Linked DNA regions of Homo sapiens: region 2 is linked to region 1. Evidence: read pairs that join two places in POLR2A ChIA-PET (ENCODE). Cell type or tissue: Panc1. All regions are shown on one strand. Each heading gives the region's core, and the rest is flanking DNA. Links, peaks and the distances in the headings are about the cores only.

Region 1 (5,833 bases), core at 327-5,326:
GGAAGGAGGGCATGTGACCCTGAGACCCCCATGAGCAGCATCCTGTCCCCAAGCCACGGAAGCTCCTGCTCCCTTGGCCAGGCCTGCCCCTCCCTCCAAGCTGTGCTGTGGACATTCGGTGACGCACACGCCTGACAAGGCTCTCCTTGCTGGCCCTTAGGAGGGATCGGTGAGAAGGAAGGGGAAGCCAGCACGTCTTGATCTAGCCCAGGCAGGCATAATCTCTCTCTCAAGTCATCTGTGCCACTAGGGATTTGGGAATGGGCTGTTTGCTATATAGAGTGGGAGGGCTGTTCCTGCCTCCCACGAGGACACAGTGCTGTGCACCATAGAATCGAAAACTTGAAGATGTACAAAATTAGGATGTTAGCACCACTGGCATCAGATAGGCATTTTAGGATAGATTTGACTTAACACCCATGTCCTATCCCAGGAGCTGCCCGATCAGCAGCCCCTTCTCAGCCTTTGTCCCTCCTGACCCTCTGCTTGTCCTGGGTGTAACTTTCCCCACACTCTCTTGACTTTACTCTGTGGTTAGTTTGAAGCCTCCTCTTTTTCCCGCTGGCCCATTATTGGAATAAATTGCCAATGACAGATCTTCCCGGAGGGTTTCGTCCATATGCTTTCATGGATGGATCTTTTAAATGGTCAAAGAACAGATAAATCCTGTGTGATTTAAACTGCTTCACGGCAGAGTGTTCACTAGCCTCGCCCTGACACCTCATATTGATGAAGATAAAGAAAAATATATACATAGCCCTGTTAAATCATCATATAAATAGACCTAAGGCTGCACTGTCCAGGACAGAAGTTACTAGCCACTAGTGGCTATTAAAATTAATTATAATTAAATAAAATAAAATTATAATTAAATAAAATTTAGCTCTTCAGTCTTATTAGTCACATTGCAGGTTTTTGATGGCCACATGTGGTTAGTGGCCACCATATCAGATCTTTGCAGAGGCCCATTTGGACTAAGGTAGCAAAAGTCTTAAAAGTATGCTCACCTGTTGAGCCAGCAGGTCCTCTGCTGGAAGTCATCATAAGGAGAGAATCAGACAAGGGTTACAGGAGAGAAGAACTAGAAAGACCCTAATGTCCAAATGTTCAGGCTTTGGTTAAATACCAAATTTAACAACGGATTTAACAATAGGTTGCTCAGCACCCAATGAAAATAATGATAGAAATAAATTGACATTAATAGTTCACAAGACATTGTCCAGTAGAAAAAGCAAGTTGTGAAAATGTAATTTTATCCCATTTTACTTTTTTTTTGTTTGTTTTGTGAGACAGGGTCTTGCTCTGTTACCCAGGCTGGAGTGCAGTGGCGTGATCATGGCTCACTGCAGCCTCGACCTCCCAGGCTCAAGTAACCCTCCCACCTCAGTCTCCTGAGAAGCTGAGACTACAGGCATGCATCACCACACCTAGCTAATTTTTTAAATTTTTTGTAGAGATGGGGTCTCTCTATGTTGTCCAGGCTTGTCTTGAACTCCTGGGCTCAAGTGATCTTCCCACTTCAACCTCTCAAAGTGCTGGGATTACAGATGTGAGCCACTACACTTAGCCAGATTTTACTTTTTTAAAAAAATACGTAGAAAAATCCAATAATGGTAGCAGAAGCTCAGCACTCATTGAGCCCTCTCTGGATGTGGCTCTACGTCGTGTGTTGGAGTCTAGTCCCTTCTCTGTCTCCTTTGCTGGAACTTCTTGGACTCTTTAAATATTCCCTTTCGCAGGGTCGAGGGCCCTGGCCTCAACTCTCTTCTCTGCTCTGTGTCACTCACTTCTCCAGTGACCTTGTCCAGCCCCAAGGTTTTAAATGAGTTCTAGACCAGCACTGCCTGATGGAACTTTCTACAGTGATGGAAATGTTCGTATCTGCATGACCCATGTGGCAGCCACTAGCCACCCAAGGCTATGGAGCACCAGAAGTGTGGCTAATGCAACTGGGGAAAAAAAGTTTTAATCGTATTCAATTTTAATTAATTTAAACGTAAATAGCTGCATGTGCCCTAGCAGCTAGGAGCTACTACAGCAGCTAGACAACACATCTAAACAATGAGTCCCAAGTTTACACCCACATCAGAGACACATCCTCTGAACTCTGACTTTTGTAGGCAAAGGCTTGCACGACACTGCGGCCAAAGTGTTCCACTGACATCTCTGTCCCAGCATGTCCAAAACAGAAGTTGTGATTTCTCCTCCACCTCCAAGCACCCCATCCCCATCTTGGATGCAGGCTGTTGCCAAAGTTAAGTTCCCAGGACTCATGGCTGTCTCTGCTCCTTCCCTCTCACCCCACACCCCACACTCAGCCAGTCCCGTGGCTCAACCAATACAGCCACTGCTCACCGCCCTCAATGCCAGCCTCAGGTCACGCCACACTGTCTTTCTTGTGGACACCACAGGAATCCACCCCACACACACACTTACTCTTCTCTCCCTCCACCCTCACCGTCTTGTTGTCCATTCTCCCCACATCCCCCAGACTCATGCCTTAAAAATGTGGATCAGGTCATCCCCCGGCTCATAACCCCCACAGAGCTTCCATCACATTTACGATGAAATTCGCCCTCCTCACCCCTGCTCACCGTGGGACCTCACTCCCTCCTCCATTTCCTCCTTAGCGCTTCTCCAATGCCCAGTGAGTCATTTCCTTGTTAGTGTCTTATCCCTGCCGGCATCTAAGCCCCATGAGGGTTCTGCTGCTTTGGCGCTGTGTCACCAGCCCCCAGCACAGTACTGACCATGGAACGACTCCACAGCTCTCTGGGCTCACATTGGATGATGACCTCTTTCAGCTTCATCTCTATTGTCTCCTTTAACCCTCAGACACCCCTGTGATGTGGTTACTTTTACTGGCCCCATGCACAAGTGAGAAACTGAGTCTGGGGCGGGTTACCCAGCTGTGATGAATATCTGGTAAATGTTTACTTTTAGCATTCGCGGGTCTATCTGCAGTGAGTGAGAGCTTGCTGTGTATTGGTGTATTGTCTCGTATTATTGTTCCTCTCATCTCCTATTTCCCCCATAAATATATATTACATCTAAAATAATTCACTCTAGGCCAGGTACAGTGGCTCACACCTGTAATCCCAGCACTTTGAGAGGCCGAAGAGGGTGGATCACCTGAGGTCAAGAGTTCGAGGCCAGCCTGGCTAACATAGTGAAACCACGTCTCTACTAAAAAAAAAAAAAAAAAAAAAAAAATACAAAAAAATTAGCCAGGCATGGTGGCAGGTGCCTGTAATCCCAGCTACTCAGGAGGCTGAGGCAAGAAAATTGCTTGAACCTGGGAGGCGGAGGTTGCATGAGCTGAGATCGCGCCACTGCACTCCTCAAAAAATAATAATAATAATAAATAAAATAATTAGATCTAATTCCTTAAATATCTAATGTGTGTTAAAACTTTTCCGCTCATCTCCAAATAATGTCCAGACCTTACACTTGCTTGCTGTATCTTTTAAGTCTCTTTGAATCTGTAAGATCTCTTTTCAGCTCTGTTTTTTTAATTTGAAGCTTATGTGTAGAAGAAAGCTAGCTGTTTACTTTTGTGGAATTTTTCACAGTCTGGAGTTAGCTGAGGATATCCTCGTGATGTTTGCACCAAAGTTCCATTGTCCCTGTTTTCCTGTAATCTGGTGGTGAGTTCCATAGAAGTGGTCCTCAGAGTGCTCTCATCTTGAGTGTTTTAGATTCATTCATATCACTTGGGTATTAAGAAGGTTTTAAGTACAGAAAAGATTATCACATGTTATTATTTTTTAATGTTCTACAAATACAAAGTAGGGCCAAAGTAAACCTTCTTGAAGGGAACATTGGTTAATAGTCACAGCTTTTAACTCCTTCTGTCCCCAGAAGAGCCCAGAACTTCTTAGGCACCCATCCCTGTCCTGGACCCAAGGGACCTGGGGCTGTGCACAAAAGGAGCAGGCCTCCTCCTGGGCACCCTGGAGCTTGCATTGGTGCTGATTTGTGTCTTGCTTTGTATCATGCTTGTGTCAAGTTCTCCCAGTAACTGCTTTCTGCATTTGTTAGGGTAGCCCCTCAGCTGTGGTTATGGTAGAAATTAATGGATATTCTCCAAACCCAGGAAGAACTAGGAGACCATGCATAGCCGGACTTGGGTGACTCATGCCCTGGGGGAAAGGCTGAAGCCCAAACGGAACACCCTGTTTTAAAGGACACAGCCTACAAATCAAATATTAGGACTGCCAACCTGCCCTGGAAAGGCAAATAGGTGGTGACGTGGATTTGTGATCTCTGCAAACAGAGGAGGTTCAGAGAGAATCTGTGAAGGGTCTCCTAGTATGAGACACGGGCAAACCGTGGCTTGCTTTAAAAAAAATTTTTTTTTGACCAGGCTCGGTGACTGATGCCTGTAACCCTAGCACTTTGGGAGGCCGAGGCAGGTGGTTCACCTGAGGTCAGGAGTTCGAGACCAGCCTGGTCAGCATGGCGAAACCCCATCTCTACTAAAAATACAAAAATTAGCCAGCCATGATGGCAGGCGCCTGTTGTCTCAGCTACTCAGGAGGCTGAGGCAGGAGAATCGCTTGAACCCGGGGGGCAAAGGTTGCAGTCAGCCAAGATCACACCACTTCAGTCCAGCCTGGGCAGCAGAGCGAAATTCCATCTCAAAAATAAATACATAAATAAATAATAAAAATCCATTTTTTTGATCATAAGGAATTTGAAATCACCCTTAGCCGGACTAGTTGGAATCACGGACACAGGCAACTCTAGAGATGAAAAAAATAGGGGCTAAAACAGGGACTCCGCTGCCAAGGCAGGGCCTGGAGGGGAACATTGGTCTGAGATGTTTTAGGAGATACTCTGAGGCTCCGTCTCTCAGCGCCTGCCGTTCTCACATCACCACTCACTTCCTCTTCATCTTTTTTATCGTCATCTTGGTCTTCCCCTTTAGAGGATCTCCAGGAACTTGAGTGAGTTTCCAGCTCCCTCGTGGTAATTCCCGACACGCGTTCCCAGGATGAGGAGCCTGGGTCCCCGGTGCTGCTCCTCAGCAATGCTGCCGTCTTTCCGTCCTCTGCCAGCCGTTAGCCCTGACGTGAGGTTTACTTTGGTTGCCACGCTTTCAGTCATTTGGCCCCTGGATCCTGTGACTCACTGGATCTTTTGTGCTCCAGTCCCCAACTCAGGGTCACCCTCAGGAATCATTTCTCCATTACCTGGGGTCTGTCCTCAGGCTGTTTTCTCAGGCATGGCATGGAGTGTGGATTTTGTCTTTGAGGATCTGTTCCACTTGCCTGGGAGTACAATCTGACCTCACACGCTTTCCCCTACAGGCTGTGGGGATGCTTACCGGTGGTAAGCAGAATAATCCCCCCCAAAAAGATGTCTACTTCCCAACCCCAAGAACCTCTGAATTCGTGAGGCTATACAGAAATGGGATTATGCATTTTAGGCTGCCCACCTGCTGGCCTGGACCTGGGAGATGATCCCGGGTTCCCTGGGCGGGCCTAATATCATCACAGGGGCCTTAGAAGCAGAAGGGATGGCTGGTTTTGAAGATGGAGAAAGGGGCCAGGAGCCCACATACCTGAAGCCCTCAAGAAGCTAAACTGCCAGAGAGCAGATTCCCCTCTGGGGGCTCCAGGAGGTGCCACAATCCTGCCGACACCTTGATGTTAGCTCAATGAATCCTGAGTCAAACTTCTGCCCTCCAGAGCTGTCAGGTAATGCATTTGCATTGTTTTTGTATTGTGTTTATTTTATTTTATTTTGTTTTTTGAGGTGGAGTTTTGCTCTTACTGCCCAGGCTGGAGTGCAGTGGCGCAATCTCAGCTCACTGCAACCTCCACCTCCT
Region 2 (5,833 bases), core at 437-5,436, 320 kb before region 1:
GCACACAAGCAACAGGGCCCCATGTCCAGGGTTGTGAGCAATGGAAGATGGAAAACTAGAAGGGGCCCAAGGAAGGAGAGGAGGCCTGTGCTCTCCGGGGAGGGCCCAACTAAGTGAGCTGTCAGGAAGACATGAACCACAGGCAGCCCCTAATCAGAGAGAAGGGCATGGGATCAGGGGGTGATCTCAAAACGTACCTAGGATTGTCAGAGGGGACACCACATCCTCAAGAAGAGGCAGAACCTTCGCAACTGGAGAACACCCTACTGCTTCTGAGACTAGGACAAGAGGCTGACTATGGGAGGAAGGAAGGAAGCCTGCTGGAGGCCGGGTGAACTGGGCCAAGTCAGTGGGGAAGCCTCCATGGATGGCTGAGGGACTGGTGTGTCATGGAAGCTTTGAAGGTGGGAACTTGCGGGCCAAGGCATATACATGAGGAAATCCAGTTTTAAGCCGTGAGGCGAAGGGAGGAGATGCTGGATTTGTGGGGACTATTTAATCTAATAGAGATTAGATAACTGGTCATATTAAAAGTTATAATAGATGTGTTCCTCAGTAGATGATAATGAAGGGTATATGTAACAGATTTTGCATCTCAAACTTTACAAGCCACTGAGAAAACCGAGAAAGACCCAACATAAACATGAAACCCAGCTGCCCGAGCCCGGGTCCTATTCCCTTTCCTGGGAGCCTCTTGGCCGCTGTCTCTTCCTGAGTTAATCTTACACAATATAGCAGTGTTCTTCAGTCTTGACTCGTGCATGAACTGTTCTCAAAGGAAAAATGCTTGCTGACTCCCAAAATGTATTAAATTACTTCCATTTTAATGTTATTTAAATATGCATTTATTATCATGTTATTTAAGCACATGAACATGTAAAAAAAAAGCATAGGTACAAATTCCTTATACTTAATGGCTCAAGTTCCTTTATAAAACCACATGGACAAAATTATGATTTGTGGAAAAATTGTGTGCCTCATTATGACTGACTTCTTCACCAATTCTCCCAGTTTCCCCATTTCACCTCTTACCCCGTTTGTATAAAGGGCTGGGACTTCATTTACCTCACTTGGAACAAATGTGTTACATGCACTGCTCTTATCTCATTAGTTTATAAGCAAAGTGAATGCAATTAATAAGATCATAGACACAATCTCAAACATGCACATAGGAAGCGTGTGACAGCGTCAGCATAAGGTGGTTATACACATGCTCCAGGAGATGCTTATGCTCATTTCGTTATGTTATCATCATCTCAGGTTTCACTAAGTAGGAAACTACCCCAAAAAACTTAGTGATTTAAAGCAACGCTTATTCATTAGCTCGTAATTCTGTGGATTGGCAATTCAAGCTGAGCACAGTTGGGCAGTTCTTCTACTAGACTTGCCATAGCCCTCTTAGGTGGCTGTGGTCACTGGATCCTAGATGGCCTCACTCATGTGTTTGGCAGTTGGCTGGGATGGCATAAGTCCAGCTTCTAGCTGACCAGCCCTACCTTCTTCCCATGGCTGCTGGGTTCCAAAGTCAGCAAGAGAAGACAAACCCTAAGGGGACAACCTTTCTCAAGCTACTGCTCATGCCATATTTGCTAGTGACTTATTGGCCAAAACAAGTGGTGTGACCAAGTTTAGCTTCCAGGGAGAAATAGACTCTGTCTCTCAATGGGAGAAAGAACAAAACTTTACAACCATATTATTTTTTTCAGTATGCCAAAGTTATAAAAGTAAAATCTTCAAATTAAAAAAAAATATTCAGGCTAGGCATGGTGGTTAGTGCCTGTAATCCCAGCACTTTGGGAGGCAGAGGCAGAAGGATTGCTTGAGGTCAGGAGTTCAAGACCATCCTGGACAATATAGCAAGACCTCTCTAAAAAAATAAAAAAAAAATGCACAAATAAAAATTTTTGTAGAACATTTACAGACTTCTGAAAACACTTTTTTGAACACCCTTCATAATGAATACTGAGGAAAAGGGGTCCTTATGCAAGGGACCCTCTTAGTGGAAAAGAATGAGCACTTGTTGTTATTGCTCTATGTGATGCTCCAAATAACACTTAGAGATTGGCAAGTGATCATTCAGATTAAGTAGCATTTGGACTCAAATGCTGCTGTGTAGCTCTTTGCTATGTGATATTAGAAAACATAAAAGCATAGGGGAAAGTTCTTAATTTCTGGGTTGTCACTAAAAGTCTTCAGAGACAGAGGGAGGGCCCCAAACATAGCAAGAGATCAGAGAGTTCAGATCACTGATGACTCACTGCTGAAGTCCTCCACAGCTTAGGGGAAGCCTTGGGAGTTAGGGAAGTCGCGGGTGAGAGCTGTGGGAGCAAACGAAGCTTTGATGTCATACAGGAGGATTGCATCTTTCTTGAGGTCAGGTCAGGGAAGCTACAATTGGATCATTCCTCAGGCCAAGGGCTGTGGGAAAAAAAAAATCTACAATCATTCCTGGAGTTAATAGGTTTTTAATCATGACTTTTTCCAAGAGAGAAAAAGCCCAAACCTTGGTGCTGCTTATACGAGAAACCCCCCGGTCCTGGACAGAGATGGTGAGTTGACTGCCAGCTCTGCCCACAGCAAATGCTAGGAAAACTTGTCTCCTCCACCTGGGGAAATGTGGCCACCCCACAGCCACTGGGTCTAGGCCAGATAAAGGTAGAGTATGAGAAGAACTGTGGCATGTGCTATTTATTTATCACTAAGCTCTCCCCAGCACAGAAGTGAAGTTTGAGTTATGTAAAAAAGTCTCCCAGTTTCTGGGAAATGATCTGCAACATCGCAGAACAAAACGTCCAGATCAAAACTCATAGGTTTATGGGTTCAGGGAGAACATGCTCCGAGGCCAGTCGTGTTGGGGATGTCCCCCTCTGCGTCATAATCATAGCCGCATGTGTGCAGCACAAGCAGCTGGAACGTCCAGGATGATCTACATGGGAACGACTGTGCCTCAGCAACATCCCTCAGCCCTACCAACCAGGCAGGGAAGTCTGGCATAGGAGAGAGGTTCACGTCATGGGACTGTGGGACTTCACAGTCCACTGTGGACACAGAAGAAGCAGCTACAGGGCATGTTAGTGAGCAAGTTTCCATGATGGGCAATGGAAACTCAGCCCCATGGGGAAGCTGTATGCAGCTGGCCTGAAGGGGCAAGGAGCCTGGGGACTGGACCACCACCTCCTACCCGCCATTGGCTTAGGGTGGCTTCCAGGGTGTTAACTCCCTGCATGAAGTCCTGGCCTGCCTCATGCCATGGATGGACATGCTTCTGGCTGACGACTCTCTGCAGGCGGAAGGTTGTGAGCCCCTGCAACAGAAGGCTGTCCGCGTGGAAGGGAACAGTGAGGGCTGAGGGAACAGAGGTGGGGGACTGACTGCTTCCGCCACATCCTGCCCAAGACCAGCAATGCCCCAGGTAGCGACTTTTCCGTCTTATTGCTTACTTAGGTTAGCTTGTTGGCTAGCTAGTGAGTTGTAAGTCACTGGAGTTTGGGGTCGTACCTGTAGAATAACCTAGCCTATTCTGACTGATCTCTGTGGAAATAAATTCAAATGGACAATCTCTCTGCCAGTGGGCACAAAAGAGCAAAAATTTTTTCTTGGTGGAGGTGAACAAAGTGGGTAGAAGTTTCACCTTGTGGGCAGGGACATCTACGATCCAGTGCTGAGAACGGCAGCACAGCATGGCGGCTACAAGTGTGGACTCAGGTTTGAATCCCGGCTCTCCACTTACTAGTGCTGTGTTCTTGTGAAGTCGGCTTCTGTCTCTAGGCTTTGATTTCCTCATCAGTAAAATGCAGGTGATACTAGTAGGTTCTGAAGGTCAATTAATATTTGAAAGCATTTAGAGTAGTGTCTTGTGATTAAATGCTTATTATCCAAACAAACAAAGACAGAAACTCTAAGAATGCACCGCTTCCCAAGAAGTCCAGAAATTTTGGACCCGGGTGTTTGTCCAGCCCTTAGGAAAAACTTCAGGAGAAACCTGTGTGAGCTGACAGACATTTCCCTGATTTCCCTTACAGTACACGACCTTTCCCCCTTGGCAATCTAACCAAGAGGCCAAATAATATCTAAAGAAATAAACCAGTAAGTATAACTTGACTGGTTCTCCACAGTTTCGGGTGCAAGCACCATCCCCCAGCCACTTCTCAGTGTGCACTGAGCCCATCTGCTGCCAATGACACAGAGTTAATAGCCTCCAAAGAAGTCCATCCCATTCTCCTCACAACCTTCCACCTCCTTTCCCCCAAATTCTCCAACTTCCCCACCTGTGTGTTCAGGGATCCCGGAGTAATCACGTGGTCCTGTCCTTGTGAACACAGCAGTAGGGTCAGTTGGAATCAAAGGTTTCCATCTCCACTTGGGTCCAGGCCTTAATTTTCAGGGAAGGGTTTCTGAATGGTTTTTTTCCCCTCAAATATGAGAAAAGTAAATAGAGTTTTGTAGGATGTCTCTGTCTCTTTTGCACATCATTTTGCTGTTTCTAAGAAGAGGTTACCTCCCATCTATGCCTCTCCTTTGCTGTGTATAGGGTTTTTTGGGGCCGGGAGTTCAGTTCCTCTGACCAGTTATGGAGGCTCTGCATGCTCTCAGCTCGGTCCAGGCTCTGGAGATGCGCTGCTGTGGACCATGCGTCTCTCCGCCCTTGCCGAGGTTAAGGTCAACATTCTTAAGTATACTGAGATATACAGTAAAGGCCTAATGTGAGTCACCTCTGATTCCCTCACTCTTAGTCACGAAGGGAGTGGAAAGAGGAGGCCCTCACTGAATGCAGTAAGTGGCCACCACTGGTACACTTGGTAGCTCCTCCAGTTAGCATACAGCTAAATTATTTACACAGGAGACAAAACTTTTTACCAAACCTAACTCAAAGAGGAAACTGAATTGCCTAACTCAAAGAGGAAAAGGGGCAATGACATTTAAACAAAATTATACTCATTGACTGGGAACAGACTTTCTTTTTCTGAGACCAGGTTTTGATAAGGCAGAAGCAAGGAGGGAGAGGACATGAAACCCTCAGCTACGGAAGGGTGTGGCACCCGCGGTGTAGATGAGAGAGCGGCACAGATCACTTGGGACGTGGAGTCATTATTGAACATGCCAGAGAAAAACTCCCACCATTATCGATTTGTTTTGGGGCTATTCGGCAAGGATAAACAACTTCCTATCAAACACTTCCCATCTGCTCCAGTTCCTTTGTTCCAGAAGAGATTGTACCAACACGTGGATTAGCTCTTCTTCTTGGGAGTATTCAAACTGAGGAAATGAAGAGAAAAAAAATTAAAAGATATCCTTGCTTCAGGTCAGGAAATAAATTGGCCACTCCTCAAGAATGCAGCCTGATGCTCAGCCTAGCAGTGAGCAGGGCTTCAGTTCCATCTTCCACATTTGAGATCCGTCTGGAATGTAGGGAAGGAGAAGGACTATGGATTTGAAAAGGGAGTTACACGGGTTAATTTGGGGGGTGTTCAGCCTTCCTTCTTAGGAGCTGAACTTGGATGTCTGCTTTTAAAATTTTGTTATCCAAGTGGAATTTAACCAAATATTCCAGAGTAGTACTTTGTATTTTCATATATCCTAGAAAAGTCTATAAAGACAAGAGAGCACCGGATAGCACACCTGTAGCCGCAGATCTCAAAGCTGACTGCATCCGGAGCACAGATTTGAGGCTCTGATGTCAGACGGACTGGGGTTTTCATGCAAACGCTGACACTTTCAGATGTGTTATCTTTAACCAGTTGTGTAAGTTTCCTGAGATTTTATTTTTTTCATCTGCAAACGGAGGTGGTAACTATGTCCTCCCCAAAGAGTAATTTTTGAAATTTATCTGATA

Evidence for each region. ChIA-PET counts read pairs that join two places held together with the same protein. Peaks named below come from ENCODE experiments on the same cell type or tissue, not always from the same donor. Only the 100,000 strongest peaks of a DNase experiment are listed, where the experiment ranks them.
Region 2: POLR2A ChIA-PET joins it to region 1 with 10 read pairs; 2 of 35 experiments call an interaction of 5 or more read pairs at or near these places.

The regions. Positions count from the first base shown.
Region 1 is chr2:237,498,477-237,504,309 of GRCh38, forward strand. The region is part of intron 2 of MLPH (melanophilin); the gene reads left to right. Among named protein-coding and RNA genes, the nearest start is that of MIR6811, 9.5 kb to the right of the region's middle. In Panc1, for the core only: no CTCF peak of the experiment used is centred there; DNase peaks (open chromatin) are centred at 2,112, 2,545 and 4,169; H3K4me3 peaks cover 615 bases; H3K27ac peaks cover 3,402 bases.
Region 2 is chr2:237,179,721-237,185,553 of GRCh38, forward strand. No RefSeq gene overlaps it. Among named protein-coding and RNA genes, the nearest start is that of COPS8, 97 kb to the left of the region's middle. RefSeq lists an enhancer at 4,267-5,466. In Panc1, for the core only: no CTCF peak of the experiment used is centred there; no DNase peak of the experiment used is centred there; H3K27ac peaks cover 4,833 bases.